Regions from separate parts of the Homo sapiens genome. Here region 2 is linked to region 1. A link is a loop called in an ENCODE intact Hi-C map of the cell type or tissue named here. Cell type or tissue: tibial artery. All regions are shown on one strand. Region 1 overlaps RHCE (Rh blood group CcEe antigens). Region 2 has its middle 23 kb from the start of LDLRAP1.

Evidence for each region. A loop is a pair of places that touch in the nucleus more often than their neighbours do. Peaks named below come from ENCODE experiments on the same cell type or tissue, not always from the same donor. Only the 100,000 strongest peaks of a DNase experiment are listed, where the experiment ranks them.
Region 2: a loop joins it to region 1, with 8 times the contacts of the local background. A loop is called at or near these places in 65 of 110 quality-filtered maps.

What each region holds. Positions count from the first base shown.
Region 1 is chr1:25,399,482-25,404,481 of GRCh38, reverse strand. RHCE (Rh blood group CcEe antigens) reads left to right here. Exons shown (of 10, transcript NM_020485.8): 3 at 1,736-1,886. It also overlaps the pseudogene SDHDP7. Among named protein-coding and RNA genes, the nearest start is that of RHCE, 19 kb to the left of the region's middle. In tibial artery, no CTCF peak of the experiment used is centred here; no DNase peak of the experiment used is centred here.
Region 2 is chr1:25,518,407-25,523,406 of GRCh38, reverse strand. No RefSeq gene overlaps it. Among named protein-coding and RNA genes, the nearest start is that of LDLRAP1, 23 kb to the left of the region's middle. RefSeq lists enhancers at 4,144-4,738, 4,907-5,000. In tibial artery, a CTCF peak has its summit at 2,744 (motif pointing right); no DNase peak of the experiment used is centred here; H3K27ac peaks cover 445 bases.

The DNA.
Region 1 (5,000 bases):
CTTATTCTAAATTCCTGGTCCCTGTAAGACTCCTTCCCCATGCCCTTGCCCTTTTATGACCTTCCCCTAAAGTCCTTGAGGCTTAAGCGGGCATAGTCTGCAGCAAACACTGGGGAAGCTGAGTCCAGACTTCAGAGCACAGGCTTTGGATCTAGGCCAGCTGGATTTGAACCTCACATTTGTGATCAGCTGGCATGACTGTTTCCAAAAAGTCCATTTTAATCCTCTACGTGACCCTCTGTAAAATGGGGATACTGAACGGTGAGCTAGCACGATTTTACAGAGAGTGAATTTTTTTTTTTTTTTTTTTTTGTGAGACAGAGTCTTACTCTGTCGCCCAGGCTGGAGTGCAGTGGTGCAATCTCGGCTGACTGCAACCTCTGCCTCCCGGGTTCAAGCGACTGCCATGCCTCAGCCTCGAGAGTGGCTGGGATTACAAGCATGCACCACCATGCCCGGGTAATTTTTGTATTTTTAGTTGAGACAGAGTTTCACCATGTTGGCCAGGCCACTCTTGAACCCCTGGCCTCAAGTGATCCACCTGCCTTGGCCTCCCAAAGTGCTGGGAGTACAGGCATGAGCCACTGCGCCCAGCCTTATAGGGTTAAAATTTAAAAGAGGTGATGCTGTTACAAGCCTGTTTTACAAAATGCTCTTATAATAAATCATTATCATCACTGTTGCTGTGGTTGTAGCATCATCATCATTAACTCCCAGAGGGAGGAGGGAGTCTCAGAGCAAGCTGCTCAGGGGAGACTGGATGTCCATGGATTGTCCAGCTCAGTACCACTTCCTCCAGGAAGTCCTCCCTGATAAGTCCAGTCAGCATCACCCTCTCCTTCCAATGAACCCCACTAGCCTTGTGATATCACAGATATTCTTAGTTGACAGGCTCATGGTGTATGTAGCCTGTCTAGATCATAAGTACATTTTTTTTTTTTTTGGATCATAAGAACCTTCAAGACCAAAATAATTTTCTCCTCCTGAGCATGCTCATTGGTCAAGGGAAGGAAGGAATCGTAATAGTGTTAATAAGGCTAGTGTCTTTTCAGGAGTTGGTTCTTTGTGCCAGTCTTGGTGCTAGACACACCGATAGGAAGAATACTCCTTCACATCCCCAGGACACCAACATGGGATACGTTTGATCATCATTCTTAATTTGCAGAAGGAGAAATAGGCTCAGTGAGATGAAATAGCCACTCCAGTGGCAAGGCTGGGACTGGAAGCCGGGCTTGTCCTGATTCCAAATCCAGTTTCTTTCCACTGCCACGGAGAGGGAGAGAAGGGACAGTGGCCCCAGATGAGGATGGGGTGACTGGATGTGGGCAGGCCTGCGGGGGAAGAGTGCCCTCTGTTGAGCATCCGAATGATGGCAGCAGAAAAGAAGACTGGGCAGAATCCCAGTTATCAGATCCCCTGAGGGAACAGTCACCCCGATCACCCTCAGTCAGATGAGTGTGTGTAGATCAATGCCTCATAGATGAAGGCACTGAGGCACAGAGTGGTTAAGTCATCTGCCAGACCACATGGCTCAGGGTGCAGAGGCCACCTTAACGGGAGAAGAGATGGTCACTCCACTCTGCAGCATCAGCGCCCAGGTGGGTAGAAATCTTGTCTTCTATTTCCACAGAAAGTAAGGTGCCCAACAGTGTTTGTTGAATGAATGAATGAATGAATGAATGAGTGAGAGGCATCCTTCCTTCTCAGTCATCCTGGCTCTCCTTCTCACCCCCAGTATTCGGCTGGCCACCATGAGTGCTATGTCGGTGCTGATCTCAGCGGGTGCTGTCTTGGGGAAGGTCAACTTGGCGCAGTTGGTGGTGATGGTGCTGGTGGAGGTGACAGCTTTAGGCACCCTGAGGATGGTCATCAGTAATATCTTCAACGTGAGTCATGGTGCTGGGAGGAGGGACCTGGGAGAAAAGGGCCAAAAGCTCCATTTGGTGGGGCTTCCGGGGTTTTGAAAAATAAAGACAACCTGTAATCCCAGCTACTTGGGAGGTTGAGGAGGGAAGATCACTTGAGGCCAGGAGTTTGAGACCCGCCTGGGCATCATAGCAAGATCCTCATCTCTAAAAAGTAATTTTTTCTAAATTATCCAGTTGTGGTGGCATGCACCTGTAGTGTCAGTTACTCAGGAGGCTGAGGTGTGAGTTGGAAGGATTGCTTGAGCCCAGGAGTTAGAGATGAACCTGGGCAATATAGCAAGACCTCATCTCTAAATAAATAGGTAGGTGGATAGATAGATAGATAGATAGATAGATAGATAGATAGACAGACAGACAGACAGACAGACAGACAGACAGGCTGGGTACAGTGGCTCACACCTGTAATCCCAGCACTTTGGGAGGCCAAGGAGGGCAGATCACCTGAGGTCAGGAGTTCAAGACCAGCCTGGTCAACATGGGGGAACCTCATCTCTACTAAAAATACAAAATTTAGCTGCGCATGGTGGCAGGTGCCTGTAATCCCAGCTACTCAGGAGGCTGAGGCAAGAGAATCGCTTGAACCCGGAGGGTGGAGGTTGCAGTGAACTGAGATCGCGCCATTGCACTGCAGCCTGGGGGACAAGAGCAAGACTTCATCTCCAATAAAAAAAAAAGAAAAAAGAAAAGAAAAGATTGATAGATAGATAGATACCCAAATGAGGTTACAAAAGTGTGGTCTGTGCAAATGTTTAAACACAACAAACCAGTGCCTTTAACTACTACAGTATAATCCTGTAGGATTGTGCTATTCATGATGTAATTATGGTTGTATAAAAGTAATTAATTCTCAGAGCCTCACCAGCAGTGGGTCCAGCAAGTTTGTACAGCCAGCATCTTCTTTCAGTCAGTGCGTGTCAGTAACTGCACATGTCCTCTCATTGGGAGAGCCTGTCGAAAGTCTAAGTTTGAAGGCAGCTGTGAAGGTAAGGCCAATCCAAATGGCTCTCCCAGCTCCTCTGCTGTAACCCTGACCCTGAGTGAGGACATAGCCAACCTTCCCATCTCATAGGTGAGAAGGCTGATGCCTGGAGAGGGGAAGGGACTGCCCAAGATCACATAGCAAGATAGTGGCAGAACCCAAGCGAGAACCCACAGTTCCAGCCTGGCTTAGAAGAAAGTGCACTGGACTTGGAGTCAAAGGCTGGGGTGTGCATCCCAGCTCTGCCATAAATCCCTGTGTGACTCTGGGCAATTTAACCTCTTAGAGCTTTAGTTTCTTCGTCTGTAATATGAGGGTAGCAGTACTACCACATAGGGTTTTGAGGGAGTAATTGAATTAATCACATGAAATGATGCACGTTTACAAAAAAAAGCATGAAGCCCCTTTACTGTGCCTCAGTATCCCAAAGGACTTTGGATTTACTCTGAGAAATACAGGGAGAACTAGGGAGTGTTGGGCAGAGGAGAGCTATGATCTGACTTATGTTTTAAGATACTCTGGCTTCTGGGTTCAGAAAAGACTGAAGGGGCAAGAGAGGAAGCAGGTGGAGACCAGAGCAGCAGTGATGGCCATCATCCAGACTCAGACTAGGACAATAGCTGTGAGGGTGGTGGGAAGTGATTGGATCCTGACTATATTTTAATAGCAGAATTGACAGGATTTGCTGATAGACTGCACGTGGGGTGGGAGAGGGTCAAGATGACTTCAAGGTTCTCATCTGGCACAACTCAGCAGCTGCTGGTGCCATTTACTGAGATGGGGAACATTGGGGTGGGATAGATCTGGGAGGGAAAACCCAGAGTTCAGTGTCGAATGTGGTAGCGTTAGGGTTAAGGTTGGGGCGGGTAGAGATGTGTATGAAACATCCCAGTGGAGACACTGAATGGAGATGTACAAGTCTGAAGCTTAGTGGAAAGGTTAGGGCTAGGGATATAAATTTGGGAGTTGTTACAATACAGATGGTGTTTAAAGCCATGAGACCCAAGGAGATCACTCAGGAGTGAGGATAAAGAGAGATGGGAAGAAGTCTGAGGACTGAGTCCTAGAACACCCTGCATTTTAGAGGGGGGACATGTGTAAGAGCCAGCAAAGGAGACAGAATTGTGCTTGGAGAGGCAGGAGGAAGCCCAGGAGAGCGTGAGGTCCTGGAAGGCAAGGAAAGAGAGGGCCCCAGGTGGGCTGAATGCTGCTGAGAGGTCAAGTCGGATGAGGGCTGGGAAGTAGCCATTGGATTTGACAAGGAGACCTTGGCATGCATGGTTGTAGAGGAGGATGAAGGCAAAAGCCTGGCTTGACTGATTCAAGAGCAGGAGATGAGAAAGTGGAGACAGCATGCAGGGGCAGCCCTGCCAAGGACTTTGCTCTAAAGGGGAACAGAGAAATGGAGGAGAAGCAGGAGGGCAATAATCCGATAGAGAGGAAAAATCTGATGATACAGAAGAGAGATGAACTGCAAGAGTCAAGCCTTTGAGTTGGAAAGCAGGAGTGGGATTTTGAGCACTGATACCTTTAGGCCGATGCAGGGACAGTTCATCTTTTTTAAAATTATTATTATTATACAACATTTTATTTAAAAATTTATTTTCACAGAATACATTTTCACATTAGAGATTCCCATTGTGCGAAAATAACAATTTATTACTTATAGTTTTATATTTGTGGACAGATTGTTTTAGAACAAGTAGAATACATTTGAGAATTAAATCTCAGTTTACAATGGGTAATATTTTGATACGTCTATGGGGAAACTTGCCCTTAAATGGAACTTCTGTATCTTCAGAAGCACTCCAAGCGTTTCTTCCTAGGATTTAGAAATTTATAATATGAGATATCAGCATTTCCTAATTTTAAAATTTCCCTAGTATATGTAACCATCGGTAGGTGGTATCTACCGACTAGAGAGGGAAGTTTTTGAAAATTAAACACTGTCTAATTTTCTGCAAAGTTTTTATTCATGAATTAAGAGTATTTCCCTTAGTCCATTATTCCCAAGGCAAATATGGAAGTTTGATCATATGCTAATCATACTAAAGCTGGATTCTCTTTAAGAGATTGAGAAATTAAAAGGCAAA
Region 2 (5,000 bases), 120 kb before region 1:
TCTGTGTGCTTTGGTGAGTTGCCTCGCCCTGCTAGCTTTACTTTCCATTTCCACACCTGTAAAGTGGAGTAACAATGGCACCCGCCTCATGGGAAGGATGTGGCGAGGATTTGGTGATGGATCATGTTCATCATGCTCAGCTTAGAGCCTGGCACGTGGGACACTTATTAATTGGCAGCAGAGATGATGACAGGGGGCCCTACTCTGTCCAGGGTGCTGTGCCGAGTGCTTTTCATGGATTATCTGATTTAAACTTCATAACCACCCAGAGGCGGTGGGACTGTGATTGGCCCCCCTCTTACAGGTAAGGAAGCCAACTCAGAGGGGTGAAGTCTCTGACCCAAGGTCACACAGCTGCTGGATGGCAGAAGTGGGATTTGAATCTAGGTCTCTGCCTTAGAAGCCTGATTCGCAAAAACCCCTCACCCTTCTTCTTACCACCCCGTACCCTCATATATGAGGTTAATAACTCACTATGGTTCATCTCTCTGGTCCTTTAAGAAATACTTCTGGGTGAGGCTTTACTGGAGGCTCAGAGAGGGCAAGGGACTGGCCTGGGGCTGCAGAGCTAAATGGTGGCAGAGCTGGTCCTAGGACCCAGGCCCTCTGGCTCTCTGGCCAGGCCTCATGCCCACCCATAAGAGATCATTCAGGACCCTGGATGTCATTTCCATCTCTGCTCTGCTCTCTCGAGGTGGGGCTCTGATCTCCCATCCCTGTCCCCGCCTCACTCCTTTGTAGAAAGGTTCCAGGCCCCATGGGAGCTTCTGGGCTTTTCTTCCTAAGGCCACTGAACTGTGGGATTGAAGCCTCATTCTTTTCTCTTCCATCGATAGGTAATTTGCCTGGAACATGTTGAGCACTTTAAAAATTTGGTCACATTGCAGTGTCTGGGTTACCATGGTGACCTCACTTTGAATTTGCTTCCCAGGGGAGGCTGGTAATAATTAATACAGCACTTAGTGCTGGCTGCCCGCAGAGTGTGGGGGAGGATTCTGGAGTCCCCTGGGATCCGCTTCCCTAGGGGGAGCACTGCTTCCTCCTCTGAGCAGGATCCTGGGGTTCTCCAAGGAGAAAGTGGGTGGGGGGAGAGGACCTGCCCACCCTGCCCACCCCTTCGGCAGGCCCAGCAGCCATGCTGTCAGAGCTGGTCTATATCGGGATGGGGAATTCAGGGCTCAAGGGAGAGTGTGTGACTTGACCAAGGCCACACAAGATCCAGACAGCATCACCATTGGGTGGAAAGCTGATTTCCTAAGCTTTAGGACAGAGCTCCAGTGATTGCCAAGTTTGAGGAAGCCCAGCTCCAAAACTTCTCCCCTTCCAGAATGCCTGGAACACAGTGCAAATGCCCCAAGCTGGGGGTGGAGTGGGGAGGTCAGGGTGGGTGGGAGGCAGTCATGGCCCATTCAATGCGAAGTGGGTTCTCAGATGACCCAGGGTGTTGGGGACCAGGCTCAGAGGAACTTTGGCGGAGGGAACTGGAGAGGTTGGGATGGGGAGAGGAGCCTGAGAGGGAGGTCCTACAGGACAGGCCTTAGACATTTCCGGCAAAGGGTGGAAGAGCAGTGAAGGGGCATTCTGCTTCTCATGATCTTCTCCATTCCTCTCCTCCCCAGCATTTCTTGGTCTCCACCCACGCCAGTTCTTGTAGAAAGAAGAGTAGAAGGACGTGTAACAGAAAGAAGAAGAAATCTCTGTTAGGGCTGAGTGCAGTGGCTCATGCCTATAATCCCAGCATTTTGGGAGGCTGAGGCAGGAGCATCTCTTGAGCCCAGGAGTTGGAGAGCTGCCTGGGCAACATAGTGAGACCCCATCTCTAAAACAAAAAACAAATTAGCCAGGCATGGTGGTATGTGCCTGTAGTCTCAGCTACTTGGGAGGCTGAGGCAGGAGGATTGCTTGAGCAGAGGAGAAAGAGGCTGGGTGACAGAGTGAAAATGTCTCAAAAAAAAAAAAAAAAAAATCCAGGCTGGGGATGGTAGCTCACGCTGTAATCCCAGCACTTTGGGAGGCCGAGGCAGGTGGAACACCTGAGGTCAGGAGTTCGAGACCAGCCTGGCCAACGTGGTGAAACCCTGTCGCTACTAAAAACACAAAAATTAGCCAGGTGTGGTGGCACATGACTATAGTTCCAGCTACTCGGGGGGCTGAGGCAGGAGAATCGCTTGAACCTGGGTGGTGGAGGTTGCAGTGAGCCAAGATTGTACTCTAGCCTGGGTGACAAGAGTGAAATTCCATCTCAAAAAAAGAAAAGAAAAAGAAATCCAGACTGCATCCCACTTTTTCCAGATGGGGAAAGTGAAGCTCAGAGAGGCCTTAGAGATGTAGAGAGACCACAGCCAATAAGTGGTCAGCTGGAGATTCAAACCCACATCAGTGCATGTAGCATCTGCACTCTTAACCTTTACCCTCGGGCAGGGTTCTCTCCCTGATCCACATTCCCCTTGGGGCCTGAGCCGAGGGCTTGGGGAGTTTAGCTCTGATGTAGAGTTGGAGGGCAGGATGGGCCTGAGGCAGGAGATGGGGAGGAAAACTAGGCTGGCTTCTCTGCTGGAAACTGGAGCAGGTGTGGCTGAATCAAAAATGCTGGAAGCTTGGGAGCTCCAACCATGGAAGTGGGTTTTAGTAGAGGGTTGGGGAGAAGGGGAAAGGGGAAAATGGCTTTGGTATCTTTGCTCACGTCCAAAAACAACTGAGTTTGTGGTGTACCCTTGGTCTCAAAGGAAAACAAACCTGTGACTTTAGTATGCTGCCACCAGGTGGCGGTGTAATGTGGCTACTCATATCACAGATTCACCTCTATTAAAATAAATTGCACTCATTTTTCAAAAGGATAAAAGTCTTTAAAGAATTAGATTTATATATTATTTCACTTGATTCTTAAAAACTAAGGTAACATTTTAGGGGAAAATGCCTGAGATATAGTTTGGTTCATTCTTCCCTGATCCTTAACTTTCATCTACCTACCCTAAGCCTGGGCTTTCTGGTGATCTGTCTGTATGGTCCTAGTCAACAGCCAGTGAAGCCCACCCCAAAAGTTTTCATGCCAACTCGAGAAGCCAGAAAGAGCAAGGGACACAGTCAGCTCTCATCCTTCCCCTCAATTAGCCCAATTCTGGAGATAGCTGCCCACCACCCCTAGGCTGCCTAACTTCTACATAGACTTTACATATATTGTGGCTCTCCTCCCACTGGGTTTTAATTCCGTTTTTTTTTTTTTTTTTGAGACGGAGTCTTGCTCTGTTGCCCAGGCTGGAGTGCAGTGGGTTATCTCGGCTCTCGGCTCATTGCAACCTCCACCTCCGTGTTCAAGTGATTCTCGTGCCTCAGCCTCCCAAGTAGCTAAGACTACTGGCGCACACCACCATGCCCGGCTAATTTTTGTATTTTTAGTAGAGACGGGGTTTCACCATCTTGGCCAGGCTGGTCTCGAACTCCTGATCTCAAGAGATCTGCCTGCCTCAGCCTCCCAAAGTGCTGGGAATACAGGCATGAGCCACTGTGCCAGGCCTGGGTTTTAACATGACTGTCCGCCACACCAGAAGGTTAGTCCCTCCAAGCAGAGACCATGACTCATTCATCTGCTACTGTTCTAGGTCTTAACCACAATGGCCGGCACATGGGCGATGATCAGCAGTTGGTTGAATGAATAAATGAATTGCTATTTCACAGCTGAGGAAACTAAAGTTCCTGGAGAGAAATAATACCAATAATAATAATAATAATAATAATTGGCATTTGCTATGTACCTACTATGTCCCAGACATATATTAACTCTAGTTTCCACAACAATTCTAGGATACCATTATTATGCACATTATGCAGATGAGGGGACTGAGGCTGAGAGACATTTGAGATGGGGGAGGGAGCAACTGAAGGGGACCCAAGTCCAGTTCAGTAGCTCATTTGGGAGAGGAAGTTGAGGGCAGGCATCACTCATCCTGCTGTTCATTTATTCAGGACAAGTTTACTGCAGTTAGATGTCCCTGCTAGGCCTGTGGTGGGTGAGCACACAGAAGGGATGAGTGCTCATCACTCTGGCTGAGGCAGGAGGCAGCCTGAGTCCAAACCTCAGTGCCTTGGGCCAGGCCTGGTAGCTCACGCCTAGCAGTGCTTTGGGAGGCCGAGGCAAGGGGATCACTTGAGCTCAGGAGTTATGAGACCAGCCTGGATAACATAGCGAAACTCTGGCTCTCCAAAAATAAAAAAGTTAAAAATTAGCCAGTCGTGGTGGTCCATGCCTGTAGTCCTAACTACTCAGGAAGCTGAGATGAGTGGATGGCTTGAGCCCTGGAGTTGAAGACTACAGTGAGCTATGATCATGCCACCACCCTCCAGCCTGAAAGGTGACAGAGCGAGACTCTGACCCTAAAAAAATAAAAAACGGGCCAGGCGCGGTGGCTCACGACTGTAATCCCAGCACTTTGGGAGGCCGAGGCAGGTGGATCACGAGGTCAGGAGTTCAAGACCAGCCTGGCCAAGATGGTGAAACCCCGTCTCTACTAAAAATACAAAAATTAGCTGGGTGTGCTGGCAGGTGCCTGTAATCCCAGCTACTCGGGAGGCTAAGGCAGGAGAATTGCTTGAACCCAGGCAGCAGAGGTTGCAGTGAGCCGAGATCGCGCCACTGCACTCCAGCCTGGGAGACAGACTGAGACTCTGTCTTAAAAAAATAAAAATAAACAAAATAAAAATAAAAAAACACTGTAATCCCAGCACTTTGGGAGGCTGAGGCAGGTGAATCGTGTGAGGTCAGGAGTTTGAGACCAGCCTGGCTGACATGGTGAAACCACGTCTCTACTAAAAATACAAAAATTAGCCAGGCGTGGTGGTGGGAGCCTGTAATCCCAGCTACTCAGGAGGCTGAGGCAGGAGAATCACTTGAACCCTGGAGGCGGAGGTTGCAGTGAGCCGAGATGGCGCCATTGCATTCCAGCCTGGGCGACAGAGGAAGACTCCGTCTCAATAAATACATATAAATACATAAATTAAAAACA